Regions from separate parts of the Homo sapiens genome. Here region 1 is linked to region 2. The links are chromatin loops, found by intact Hi-C in ENCODE. Cell type or tissue: heart right ventricle. All regions are shown on one strand. Links, peaks and the distances in the headings refer to the core of each region. The heading gives the core; the rest is flanking DNA. Region 1 overlaps ELMO1 (engulfment and cell motility 1). Region 2 overlaps ELMO1 (engulfment and cell motility 1).

Region 1 (7,313 bases), core at 1,308-6,307, 47 kb before region 2:
GAATGGTGGTGGGCACCTGTAATCCCAGCTTCTCGGCAGGCTGAGGCAGAGAATTGCTTGAACCCAGGAGGCGGAGGTTACAGTGAGCTGAGATCATGCCACTGCACTCCAGCCTGGGCGACAGAGCGAGAGCCTGTCTCACAAAAAAATATAGCCAGGAACACACCCAGAGAATGTGTGCAAATGTGTGTGACCTTTGGAGCAGTCAGGATTTGGGGAGCTTCTATATGCAGAGCTGAGTAGTGTCTTGTAGTGTCTCCTACCTGCCATGATCATAATAGCTGTGGGCATAGAGTCTGAGGTCCTCTGTTGCATGCAGCATATTTTAAAATCAGCTTTGGCTATTGTTCGTATCAGAAACAGCTTGGCTTGCCAGACCATTGTTACTTTTCTGAAATTTTTGTTTTAAGAAGTGCTTATGGTGACTATATTTGTAGTCTTGAAGTAGAGAGAAACTTCTAAGTAGAACACAAAATGCAGAAACCATAAAGAAAAAGATCAATAAATTTGACTACCAAAAAATTAAAACAACCCCACAAAAACTTTGTGTTTGGAAAGAATTCCAGAAACAAAGTCAAAAACAACATTGGAAAAAATAATTGACAGCTGCATAATGGAGGTCCGGTTCATTCATTTGCAAGATTTTTTATGAGTGGATCAAGAAACCGTCCCAAAAGACAGGCTGCCAAAAGCTATGAACAAGGGAAAAATAAACAAAATAATGTCTGTGCATGTATGTGTGTATGTATCTATCTGAGAAGAAGTTCAATCTCTCTTAGAGATGAAAATCTACAGTCCTAGATAATCTAAGTGTGAGGAAAAGATGCTGTGGGGTCAGGATTTTGAAAATTTGAAGTAGAATCTATTTGTATGCCCTCTTCGGGGGCAATCTAGTGGTATTCACCTAAGTTTAAAATACATATACCTTTGTCTTAACAGTACTGCTGCTGGGAATTTATATAATAAATAGACTCACAAAAGCACTGCAGGATGAACACACACACACACGCGTGCGCGCGCCCAAGCATGGCTATATGCATCATTGTTTTTAGTGATCAAAAACTAGGAACCTGTTATGTATCTATCAGTTGGACTAGGTAAGTGCAGTAGGTAATTTTTATGTTGTAGAATACTGTGCAGTTGTTAGTAAGAATGTGATACGTGCTGCCGAGGAGGTATCCCTAAAGTATGCCATTAACACAAAAGCAGGTTGCAGAACATCCTGTATAGAGGGATGCCTGTTATGTATGTGGAAGGGAAGTGTATGTATATTCAGATAAAAGGATAAAATGTTTCTCAAGGGATACCCACAAGAAACTGTTACCTTTGGGCTAACTTTATTTTTTTATTTGGTAACTTCCAGTAGTACTCGTGTGTGTGTGTGTGTGTGTGTGTGTGTGTGTGTGTGTGTGTGTGTGTGTATATATACATATTTTTTTTTTTTTTTTAGATGGAGTCTTGCTCTGTCGCCCAGGCTGGAGTATAGTGGCACAATTTCAGCTCACTAAAATCTCCGCCTCCTGGGTTCAAGTGATTCTCCTGCCTCAGCCTCCCGAGTAGCTGGGACTACAGGCGTACGCCATCATGCCCGGCTAATTTTTGTATTTTTAGTAGAGATGGGGTTTCCCCATGTTGGCAAGGCTGGTCTCGAATTCTTGACCTCAAGTTATCTGCTCGCCTCAACCTCCCAAAGTGCTGGGATTACAGGTGTGAGCCACCATGCCTGGCTGTACTCATGTATTTCTACCTATCTCATGTGCTGGTATTATTTTTAATTAAAGAAATACACAAATATATATTACAAAGCCATTATAGTACAAAAGAGGTGAATCATAATGCCCTATGCTAAAAACATGTCAAGATTGCAAACTATGAGATTTTTTTGTGAACCCTATTATAAGCGAACTGAATTATTGACCATTATGCCTTCTTTTGGCCTGTGTGGATGTATTATAGAAAGCAGAACTGCTCATCAAGTCCCTACTGTTGCTTTGTCAGCTGTAAGCATAATCCTTGCTTTCTACTCTTTCTGGTTTAGGGAGCCGGTATCAGCATTATTTAGGTCAGAGGGCCTGTCATCATGATTTTTGGGTCTTATTCCCTCTGGCAATAAGAAAAATAGTATTATCTCAGTCATTGTGTGGATTCAGGTTATCGGAGATTCTTAACAATAAGCCCATTAATTTTTTTTTTTAATTCCATTTTTCAATTCAGGTTTTCAATTTTTCTCTCCTGGTTTGAGAAACTAATAAAGGGTTGTAACATGCCTTAAATTCTATTTATTGGCATCACTCTCAGCGGCCTAGCTTATGGGAGAAGAAGCCAGTGGAGGCTGGCAGGCAGAGGCGACACAGGATCCCCAGGCTGCTGCCCAAGGACAGATTGCAGGGGCGGCCAGGGCACCGGGTCAGAGTTTCTTGCAGGTTCAGGAGATGCAGGGGGCTTGGGCTACCTGCCTTGTAGGGAATTGGAGAGTTGGAAGGAGTGTCGTGGAGGGCAAGCCCCAGAACTTCAGCATGTGGTGCTCTTTGAGGAAGGATGTCCTGTTCCTCCCGGTGCTCTGGCAAAATTAACTGCGTGCTGTTAACTAGGAAGCCTGGACAGATGCAGGTGTGCCAGCCACCCCCATGGAAATGGCATTTAAAGCTGTGGGCTGGAAGAGGTCACCATGGGGAAAGTAGAGGAGAGGGCTCAGCACAGACCCCTGGGGACACTCTTAAGGTTTAGAGGAGGAGCCTAGCAAGAAGCCAGGTGAGCAAAGTGTTTCAAGGAGGAGGGAGTAGTACTTAGGTGTGTTGGAGGCTGTCCAGGTAATAAAGATGATGCGATGAGGGTGGTCCCTGGGCTGCCACCTGGAGGTATTAATAGCATGGTGGAGACACTCTCCATGCAGGGCTGGACAGGGACGCCTCATGAGAGCGGGGAGAATAGGAGGTAGAACGGAGGCAACACTTTCGAGCTACTCTCTCTTCCAAAACTTTTGCTGAAAATGCAAGCAGAGAAATGAGGAAGTAGCTGTAGGGAAACTGGGTCAATGGATGTTTTTACCTTTCTGTTTATTTTTTTTAAAGATGGGAGATATTAGAGATTTTTGCAGCTGGAAATGTTCTACTACAGAGAGAGAATTGATGATACAGAAGAAAGGGAGATAAATTTGAAGTAAAATACTTGAGAAGGCCAGGGGAGAGGAGATCCAGAGCTGAGGGGAAGAGCTGACTTCTGATAGGAAACAGGGTCCCCGCCACACAGCATCTATCAGGAGGAAGCAGAGCTTGAGGGTAGAGATGCCAGCAGCTGGTGCTGTTAGAAGTAGGAAGATGAAGGAACTCCTGGCTGATTGCTTTGATTTCCTCAATTAAATGATCACCAGTGGAGGGGAGGCAGCAGAAAGGCATAGAGGGGGTTTAAGGAGAGTAGAAAAGGTATGGAGGAGTCATTCTGAAGGGACACAGCAAACATTCCAGGAAAATATTGGATTGCTGGGCAACATTGAGCGTACATTTGAAGATATCTATTAAACTGTTGAAACTAAGGATGTTTTTAGACTACTTTTTAATTGGCATCATGGATCCAGAGTTATGCTAGAAGTTTCTTGGGGATGATTTTAACTTGTATCTTCAAGAGAGAGAAATGTTAAATGCTTGACACACACACACTACCAGTACCCTTTCCTGTGCCCACGGCTAATCCTTTATGAGCTGTTTCCTCCCTTGGAGTCTGGAGTCTGGGTCCAGAACCCTTTCCTATCTGGGACATGAGGTAGCCACATCAAGCTGTTTCAATGGCCCAAAGTAAAACTTTTTTCTATCCTTAGAGCAATACCAGAAAATATAACTTGCTGTCTGATACAGAGACCTACATGACTATTAGATTCTTTTCATGTGTGCTGGTTGCTTGAAAAATCAGAACCAAGGCTATCTTATTTTTTTAATAATGTTGACTCTTTCCTCCCAAATATAAAAATGGTGCAAATTCATTATGGAAAATGCAAAAAATAAGGCTTCCTGCAAAGAAAATTGTTTAGAATATTACAATTCATAAATAACCACAGGTCACATCTACTTGCCTTCTTTGACCATTTGTATGCAAATGTGTGAATACATATGTGTGCATACATGAATGTATATATATTCATTTATAGGTTCATATATATATTCATTTATGCATTCATATATATATGTGTATTCATTTGTACATTCATTTAGTGAAATGTGTTTTGAACTCATGGTAAATGCCAGACACACTTCTGTGTGCTGGGTGACATTACATTCTGGCAGATACACACACTCCACTGCGCATATTCCCACCTCCCATAAACAATAAAATATGTTTGCGTCTTGGCTGTTTCTCTTAATATTGCCTCGTGAGGATGTTCTCACACTATTTTACATTCTCTAAAAGTTCCATATGTAGTTCTATATGATATTTCATCCTATGACTATGTCATGACTATTTCACCATTGTCCTATTGGTAAACACGATGGTTGCTCAATGTTTGGCTATGAATGCTGTTTTAAGGGCTCCAAATGTACCACACATCCATCTCCGATATTTACATGCATCCATTCAGGGAAGCACATCACCACCAGGGACTCCTTCAGCTCTGCATGCTCATGAACACCCTAGGCTACCTTGTCTACTGCTTCCACATCCTCACTTCCCTCCACACCCCCTGGCCTGCAGACCCCAGACACATCAGTCCTCTCCTTTCTCTCCCTCCAGACAGGCCAGGCTTGTTCCACCTGAATCAGGGCTTTGGCACTAACCATTGATGCTGCCCAGAATATTCCACTCCCCAATGTGGTGGGGTCCTTCTTGTCAGTCAGATCTCTCCTTGAATGTCACTTCCTTAGGTTGCTTGTCCCTGAAAACCACTCCATCTAAAGAAGCCATCAGTCACTCTCTAACACAAACCCTCCACTTTAGGTTTTGCTATGAAACATCAATATTTGATTTTTTATTGCTAATTTTAAAAGTTGTCCACCTGCCACACCAAGGTGGGTGAGCCCCAGGAGGTTGAGAACCGTAGCTGTCTTATTTGTTGCTGTATCCCAAATGTGCGGAACAAATGTCAAGCTTTTCAGAAGTATTTGTTGAATCAGTGAATGAGGATGCTGAGGATTTTGAAGGAACATTCCTTTCCACTGGATAACTGGAAAGACTTGTCTGAGAATACATATATTTATATATATAAAATATATAAAATTATATAAAGAGTGATCTGCAATAACTGATATCTGAGAACAAAATTTCCTTACAAAACTCCAATCTTTTCAGAATAAAAACTTTGATTCCCACTTTTTTTATATAATAAATGTTGTATTTCCAGATTATTTAGAAATTAGAGAAGATAAAAAGAAGGTATATCCCTGCCTGTTCTGGATCCAATTGGAAAAATATTGCATTAAAAGGGTCCCACCAGTTTGACATAATATTTTGATTGGAGGTCACTTCTGGGACTCACCTCTGTGGAGCACCTTTTCCTGGCGGACTCCATGATGAGGGTTACTGCCCAGCTGAGATGCACTCTGTCACACTGTGGGTGGAAGGGAACCTTAAACATGATCTCATCACAGTTCCTTGGTGTACCTACTGATGGGGAAAATGAGGCCAAGAGAGGTGAAGAGAGAAGTTCACTGCAGCCCTGGAGGTAGCCAATGGCAGAGATGTAAGTAGCCCTGCCTTGGACTCCTGGGTCATGGAGGTTTCCATCATGGTCCCCTCGCCACCTGGCTTGCCACAGTCCTCCCCTCCTCTTTAGTGATGTGTCTCCTCCAGTTGTTCACCTATGTCCTAGGATGAAGAGGGAAATTTACCCTAAAGCAAACACTGTGGGAACTGCACTTTTTAAAGAAAAGTTGTCTCCTTAGATACGGGTACCAAGGGAAGGAGCAAGGCCTGTGGGGATAGTTAAGAACAGCCTCATGCCAACAGAACACATCATTCTCAGGCGCTGGGGTGAGTGAAGGAGAGGGGTGAATAGTTCTGTAGGAACTTTCCAGGCCATTGAGTCTATGAGCTTTTTTGTAGTTTGACAATTTGGAGAAGGCTTTACTGCTATTACTGGGAGTGACTCCTTGGCTAAGATCCCAGCAAGTTAGGATATTGCTTTGCTATTCTTACATGTGACCATCTTGGTAAAATATTTTCAATTTCTATAGCAGCAACCCATGAGCAGTTGTGGGATTTGGGAGGACTCCACAGTCTTGATTCCTCTGCTTGGGACATTTGTCCTTTTCAGGTTTCTGTTGTTTCTCTCCTCACTTCTTTTATTTTAAAATTTATTTATTTACTTTTAAGTAGGTAAGTATGAAGGCATGTAAATGAATTAGGAAGAATAGATATAATAAAGTATATATTAATAAGAGTAGGTATAATAAATTCCATCTACTTAGCTTCCACATTATTGACTTTTTCTTTGTTTTCTTAGCAAAGGTTCTTCCTTAAAGGTGCACAGCTTTTAAAAGGGCAAGCACATTTTCTTTAGGTACTGTAAACCAGGAGGGCCTCCTTGTGTTACAGCTGGGGAAGATCAGGTGGTAGTTGAAAAACACAATCAGCTGGGCGTGGTGGCTCACGCCTGTAATCCCAGCACTTTGGGAGGCCGAGGCAGGCTGATCACCTGAGGTCAGGAATTCAAGACCAGCCTGGCCAACATGGTGAAACCCTGTGTCTACTAAAAATTGAAAAATTAGCCAGGCATGGTGCAAGAACTTGTAATTCCAGCTACTTGGGACGCTGAGACAGGAGAATCGCTTGAATCTGGGAGGCGGAGGTTGCAGTGAGTCGAGATTGTGCCACTGCACTCCAGCCTGGGTGACAGAGCAAGACTCCCTAAAAAAAAAAGAAAGAAAGAAAAACACAATCAGAGCTGCTCATTCTATCATCACGGAGAGATGCAGCATCCTGAGTGATTTAGAGTGGTGGTCCTCAGCGTGTGATTCCCAGGCCAGCAGCAGCAACACTTAGGGGCTTGTTAAACACAAAACTTTTGGGACCCCACCCCAGACCTTTAGAACCAGAAACTCTAGGGGTGGCCCTTGGTCTGTGTATTAAGAAGTCATCCAGGTGATTCTTACACAGGCAACAATTTGAGATCCACTGTTTACAATGTGTTTTCTGGAGTCCAGCTGCCCAGTTTCTATTTTAGCCTCAGCACTGATAAGCTGTGTGACCTTGGGCAAGTTACCTAACTTCCCTGAACTTCAATTTCCTTTGTCAAATAAAGCCTATGATAGGACCTACCTGTTGGGACTATTGTGGAGATTAAATGAATTACTTTATGAGGTATTTAGAATAGTGGCTTATAAAAA
Region 2 (7,313 bases), core at 1,463-6,462:
TTGATTTGGTGTTCGCTGGAGCCAGGTGGAGGTGCCTGCCCTCCACAAGCCTGTGCTAGGGGCAGTCTTACCGTGGCTGGATTTTTAGGAGTGGCTTTGCAGATCTGAGGTGAAATCATCGATAGGGCTGCTTCTGTGATATTTTAGTCTAAATACCGAACTCATAACTCCCAAGCAGCCCGGAAGTTGTCTGGAAGCTCTCACCGTGTACATACCCAAGCTTGACTTGGGCATTGGAGCAACGGGGTCCTTCTGCTGGCCAGACTGGGGACTTCTGGCCCAGCCACATGGTAGCTGAGTGTAGCGTGTGGGGTCAGGAAGGTTGCATTCTGATCTCAACTCTTGGAAGTTTCCTTTCCCCATCTGTGAAAGAAGAGGATGGATTAGAGGAGGTGAAAGTTCATGCCCACTCTAAAGGCCATTTCACTTGGATCTCTGAATCTAGACATGAGTAAAATGCTTACTGCATCTTATTTTATACCAAACACTACTGTTCATTTGTTAAATTGGACTCTCATGACCATGGACAAATAGGGAATCAGGTGTCAATCTGTACTAACTTCAGGACATTGATAATAATGGTAATATAATGGAATGTCGATATAAGATTAGGTTTGGATTTTGTGAATCAAGTCTTTCTTTGAAAACTATGCAACATAAGACTGACAGGAGACAGTTTGGCTATATATTATTCTAATAAACCACCACAAAGAGTAATAAACCATGACAAAGAGTAGTCTAATAACCTTAAACCATTTAAGAAAAGATTCCAACTAAGAAAGACTGTATATAATTCAGCAGAAATTTATGAAGTATTATATGACTCATTCATTCAAGCTCTAAAAAATACCTACAAGGTATTTAATTTACTTGCCCATGGAAAAGTGATGTGGACTTCATAAACTATAAACTCTTGAAATTAAGAATGTTGTTCATCAAAATAAAGGGAGTATCATGATTTTTAAATTTAAAAAAATTTCAGTGAGTAGCGAGATAGCTCTAAAAAGGGATTTCAGATTCATAATGAAGAAAAGTTTGTTGGATATTATTTTCTGAAGGTCAGTAGAGGCCTGTAAAGCAGAAGACTGAGCTAACTGGTGACATCATGTGGGTTGCTGTGGATTTATATTAACAGCTGAGCTTGTATGCCTTAGTCTGGGCTCTATGTTCTAAGTAAAATAAAGTTTCAGCTGGTCTGAATTTGACGTTGGCATTGTTATTGGCGTATGTTCTGAAAAATTAAAAGTTCTGAATTTTTGGCAAATAGGAAAATTGACCAAAGTCAGCCATCAATGATAATATTATTGAGAGTCTGGCATGTGCCAAGCAGTGTTCAGTGTTTTATATTACATTATTTCATTTTATTCTCATATTCAGAGAAAGCCACATTATTTCTGTTTTATAAGTAAGGAAATTGAGCCTCAAAGGGAGTAAAGAACTTGACCAGGTTACTGAGCGGGTAAGAATCAGAGTTCGAGTCTCAACCTTATCCCTGCTTTTACCTGCAAAGCATCCCATCCAACGCCTGTCAGAGATGTCACTCATAGAATTCTCCTGTATTTGCCAAGTAAACAACTCCCCGAAGCCTGGATAGCACCAAGCCCATTTTCTCACTCCAATTAGATTGAAATATAATCTAAACATGTATTTACTGGATTTGCAGGAACACTATTTTTTGTTTGTTTTTTGTTGTATCTGTTTAAAGCCTTAGAACCATTGCTTTGTTTGGAGTAGCCTGATTCCACTTCAGTCAAATACTTTTTTAAAATTTCATCTTTTTTTGACTTGGGGCCAGACACATTCACAGGACTCCATTATCTGGGGTTTCTTTGAATTTGGAATGCTTTTAAACACTTATACCTTATTTCTGCTGTTACTGAAAAAAATGCCACCATGGTCAGAAGGACCTGTGCTGTTTTTTCCTTTGCATCTGTGAGGTAGGCCTTACTGAGAGAGGCCTGTGCTGGGGCCTAGGGTAAAGCTTCCTCCTCTGGGAACTCCCTTCCCTTCTAGGGTTCCCCCAGGGGTGGAGGCCTTGCTTTCCCATGCCTCTGGGATGTAGGAGATTCTCAGTTTCCTGGCACAAACGGAGGGAAGGGCTGGGCTAGTTTTGTCGGGGAGGAGGTTGCTGTTAGGCGGGCAAATGGATCCTTTTGCTTACAACTTTTACCATTATTCAGTTCACTATTTCAATGGCAAATATGTTGGTGAGATCCCTTCCAAATTTCTCTACAAATACTTATACTTTTGATAAGCACTATTTAAAAAACTTGTTAGTTAAAAGATTTGGTAGAAAAATCAGAAAATACTGACTCAAAAGGAAGAAGTTTGAAAGATTCCTGTAATTATATTCCCAGAGGCAGAACCACGGCAATTATTTACAACTCTTGTGACTTTCATGGTGCTACTTCCCTGTTTGTTCTGTGCAAATATTCTCCTAATACATCATTTTTTTTCACCAAATGTGAGCATACTACATGCATTGTAGTTTTTCTAAACTTCTTTTAAAACTAAACAATATTTTGTGGACATCTTTCCATGTCAGTATATCTGGATTCATATTTGTAGCTATCTATACTTTTACATAATTTTAATGCTATAAAATATTCCCCATGGATTCTCACATTTACTCCAATAATTCCTTACTATTAGACCAAAAAATGGAGGCATGGATATTTCTATTTTCTCTTTGACCAAGCTGCTGTTCCTTAGGAGGGTAGTATAAAATATTTATTTGTTATTTTATCAAACATTTATTGTCTTCTCGGTGTCAGACATTGTACTTTGGGCTTGGAATACAAAAAAGAAAAAGACAGTTTCTGCTCATGAGGGACTCACAGTCTTATGCAGACAATAAATATTGTAAACAGACAATTACAATGATTTCTTTAGTAGAAGTTGGACATACATTGTCCCTTCTAACTTTAAATTTTATAGACTGATAGACAAACATAGGAACAGAAATATTTTTTTCCGTCTTTATTTATGAGCAATAATTTCATCTTTTTAAAGGAAAGAAATTAAAACAGCTATAGGATCCTTTGAGGCTTTTATTTGTCATCTGGTCTAGGAGAAACAAAAAAACCACCACCAGTGGGCCTTTCTATGAAGATCAGCAAGAAAGCCCTGCTTTCTATGCCTCGTGGAAGGGAAGGTTCCTTCTGGGTTACCATTTGAGTTGTTTCTCAATGCGTCATTGCTCCTGCTTTCTTGTTTTCAAGAGTATAAGACCTAGTATTGGATGTTGACTTGAGTGCCATCTAGCTTTTTTGAGTCACCTTACAGTATTTAAGCACTTTTCAATGCAGTGGGTCAGCAGGGGCGTTCAAATACAGTGGTCAACCTCTAACAGAGTCCTCTGAATTTCCATCCCTTCTTCTCTCCTGCTTGCTTTCCTTTCTGTGGTGGCGATGACGCCGTTAGGTTGATGTAGAGAGCAATGTTGACATCCTTGATTGTCCTCTGACTGTAAGTCACCCACGTTCCCTTTGTTAGCGTAAAGTGGGCCCTGCTCTCCTGTGCTGCTCCTGTCCACCCCTGCTTGTATGCCCTCCTCAGAAATCTCCCCCACCCCCCATGTTCTTGGTTTTCTTTGCTTTCTGCAAATTTGTTTTAACCTTAGTAGAAATCATGGTTGAGTTTTTAAACCGTGGCTTAGTTTCTTCTCTACTCAGTAAGAGTAGCAACACCAAAAACACCCCCTACCACAAAACAACGGTCAAGTGTCTTCCTGAATATGAGCAGTATTTTTACTTTAAAAGGCTCCAAGTGCTCCAAGACTATGCTTGATATACTATTTTCCCTTAGTCTCCACTTGTCAATATTTATAAAGGGACTCTGTGCATCATTTCCTTTAATAAAATCACCCTTGAATCCTCCATACCAGTCAGGAGATGCCAAGGCACAAAACAACCTGCAGAAATCAGGCCTTGCAGAGCTCAGTGAGTGTAGACTCTAGAGCTTTGCATCACCCAGATATTTGCCCTTCACTTAAACTCCACTCAGATCACTTATGTAGCCTGGTATATGTATTACTCACTCTTTGGTTTTGCACAGATTAAGATGAAATGACTTTTAGAAGATACTGGAATCTCCTTGCTACAGGCATGTGTTGCCTAATAAAAGCTTTCTGCACGTACGTAGTCTAATAAAAGATGATGAGGCTTTCTAATAGCCATTGCTTTGTTTGGAGTGCCTGATTTTTATTTAGCACCCACCTTTTTCTGGAAGGAAGAAATTCCTAAAGAAAAGAAGTTTGCAGGTGCCAGATATCTTTCCTTTGCTTTTGGACATTGCTTTTACATTCTAAATAAAACAGTCAAAAAAATAATTTGAATACTACTGCCTGTTTGAGTTCATTATTTCATAAGAAATACTGCTGATATACAGTTACGAAGCACACCCCAGGATAAGGTCATTTTTGGCCATGTCGAAATGTAGCTTTCTAACCTAAGCCTTTGTGTGGGTGTGTTTTTCTTCCACAGGAGATGGCGAATATTTTGGCTCAGAAGCAACTGCGTTCCATCATTTTAACAGTGAGTACCTATGCGCTGTGACCTCTTTGTGGGGGAGGAGTGGCCTGGTGCATTTGTTAATCTCTTCTTTTGGCTTCAGTCTGTGGTTTGTTCTGTGACTTCCTTCTGTGGTGAAGCAGTAGGAACTCTAATGAAGGAAAAAGTGAGTTTTTGGAATTGGAATAAATAAAGGCTTTCCCACAGGAATTGCCTCATTGGATTGGAGGGAGGGGTTTCTGGAACTGCTCTGGAGAGAGAAAGGGGGAACGCATTCTGGCCGGAAGGGTTGGATAGCTCTCTCAGTGGGGCAGGTTAGGGAGATCAGGGCTTAAAAGATTCACCCTGATGAGGTTTTGCTCTTTCAATGAGGAAGCTAGCTGTAAACATATCAGGTACCAAGAGAAGTCCTGAGATGTTGAACATCAGTTTTGGGGGCCCGCATGCAAGAGAGAGGAAGGAAAGATATAGATAGGAGCCACTCATTCGCTGCGATGCAAGATGACCTTAAACCTTGGTGGAAAAAAAAAAAAGCCCTAAGTGTCACCTTGCAAATGTTTAGAAATAAACCAAATAACAAGATTTCCTGAGGCCTTACCCGCTATTTGACTTACCAGCTACTTGAAAGAAGCAGGTTGATTGATTGCCCTGCTTACAAAAAAGAAAAAAAAAAAAAGGAAAAGAGGAAAAGAAAGAAAAAGAAAAATCTCTGTTTGCGTGATTCCAAAGAGCAGTTCAGCAAGCTTACAGTTAAAAACACTTGGTCCTCAAATGCAGGTTTTATTATTATTCAAGTATGGTGAGGCCAACAGATCAGGAGGTGGCTGGCATTGAAAAGTTTGTTAATTATAGTTCCCCAAAGGAGGGGGCATGCCGTGCCACTGGGGGATTGTCGGGGCAGGGGAAGCTCCTGAGTCAGGAGGCAGGGGAAGCCCAAGGAGACCTGGGCGAGAGCCCTTACTGTGGTTTTTGAGGGAAGGGATATGTGAGGCCAGGTAAGCTGGCTGAGCAGGTTTAGGATTGGCTAGTTTGAATAATTTCAGTGGGCTTTGGAGTTTATGGGCTGTCTCCAGTTGTCTGGTACCTGGCCCTGGGTGGTTAGGGCAGGAGAACAGTGGTCCTAAGAGTAGGAGCCAGAGCTTGTAGAGGAGTGGGGGGTGGGTGCCAAGGCTCTGGACTGATTCATTTGCATATGAAAGGAGTCATTTATTATCTCTAGGAATTGGCTAGACCTGGGAGGAGCAGTCTCTTCAGGGTCAACAAGGTCCCAGATGTCCCAACAGCAGAAACAAATGTCTAATACACACACACACTATCCCCCCTCCCTCTCCCACCAATACAAGTAAGCCATCAAAAATTAATGTTGAAAATAAATGTTCTAGATCCCAAAGCCAGTGGTAATGCCAGCAATTTGTGACCAAGTTAGTTCAATTTTAAACTTCCTGGCTGTCAAAGATGACAAGAAATGTATGAGTGTAACTTTCATTGTTTGATAAAAAGAGGTCCCCCAGTTCTTCGGGAAAGATAAACCTTTTCCCTCTGGAACTGAAATCTGAAATGAATCTTGGGAGAGCATCTTAATACATTCTAGGTCCAATTGTGGTTTTGGAAGTGCAGAAGTATTCATAATTACTGTCCTTCTTTATATTGGCTCTCAGTAAATGTAGAAGCAGCAGCATCAATGGGTAGCTCAGTGTCTTCATATTACCTTGATGTGGGAGTCAGGGTTAGAATGCCCTGAGATATGAGTGGCATTAATGACTGTGTTCACCCTGTCTCAAAAATCAGTTTGCTTCAGTGGGACTTCTTGTATGAGATGTTGTTGATGGCTGAAGTTCGAGGTTGGTACTCTCCTGCAAGAACTTGGAGTGCAGTACTTTCGAGTTGCTAAGAAAAGAGATTCCCATACGCTTTGGATACTAAGTGTGTGCCATGAGTTAACATGCTTTTCTGAGGATTGGAGGATAAGGGGTTTGATTTGCTCCTAACCATCCGTTATCTAGCTTCCCTGCTTCCCATAATTTTGGTTTGGTGACTGTATTCTCTCATTCCTCCCTGTCCTCTTTCTTCTATTCCTCAATCTTCTCCCACCCCTCCTCCTTGAATTAGCTATTTCAGCATGGCACTGACAGCTATGGTGTGGATTGCAGGTGGATGTCAGGTTGAGAGTCACCCAGGCAGCACTCTAAGGACCTAGACTTCCTCCAATCCTGGAGGAAGATCATTTTTCTCTACAATGGGGAGCTTTGTCATTTACTGAACGGCCACTTAGAAGTTGGTTTGCAGCAGTCTGTCTACCCAGGAGCAACTACAGATTGCCAAGAGAATTGGTCTTTCAGATAACATGGCATGAGTGGGGCTAGCACAGTTGAAATAACTGATTTGATGGGTTGTTCCACCACATTGATCCATTGTTTGGCATTTTTAATGTACAGTCAGAATCTCTGTTGAAAAGGCTGTATGTTAGTCCCAAATGCTGAATGTTGAGTTGGTGGCAGCTGTCCCATTTCTGGGCAGGGGTGAGGGGATTGGGGGTGGACCTATCCAGTCTTCCTGTCCTGCCACTCCTTGTATGTTCTCTTTTCAGTTCTGTTTCTATGGGGAAAAGTCATTTTATCTTTCATTTAATTGTTAACAGTGAGTAAAGTAATTCACGAGCATTTGCTCTCTGCTTTTGATGGTAGACATCCTTGTGTAGCTCCCACAGTGGATTAAGATTTGATGGGTATTTTGCTTTTGTGTGTTCCTTCTAAAACTTTTCCCCATTTTGAAGTGGGCTCACCTGTCAGAGACAGTCCCAGG

Evidence for each region. A loop is a pair of places that touch in the nucleus more often than their neighbours do. Peaks named below come from ENCODE experiments on the same cell type or tissue, not always from the same donor. Only the 100,000 strongest peaks of a DNase experiment are listed, where the experiment ranks them.
Region 1: a loop joins it to region 2, with 2.1 times the contacts of the local background. A loop is called at or near these places in 1 of 110 quality-filtered maps.

Annotation. Positions count from the first base shown.
Region 1 is chr7:37,261,147-37,268,459 of GRCh38, reverse strand. All of the region lies in intron 5 of ELMO1 (engulfment and cell motility 1), which reads left to right. Among named protein-coding and RNA genes, the nearest start is that of ELMO1, 180 kb to the left of the region's middle. In heart right ventricle, for the core only: no CTCF peak of the experiment used is centred there; no DNase peak of the experiment used is centred there.
Region 2 is chr7:37,213,867-37,221,179 of GRCh38, reverse strand. ELMO1 (engulfment and cell motility 1) reads left to right here. Exons shown (of 22, transcript NM_014800.11): 11 at 4,485-4,535. Among named protein-coding and RNA genes, the nearest start is that of ELMO1-AS1, 220 kb to the right of the region's middle. In heart right ventricle, for the core only: no CTCF peak of the experiment used is centred there; a DNase peak (open chromatin) is centred at 4,573; H3K27ac peaks cover 3,201 bases.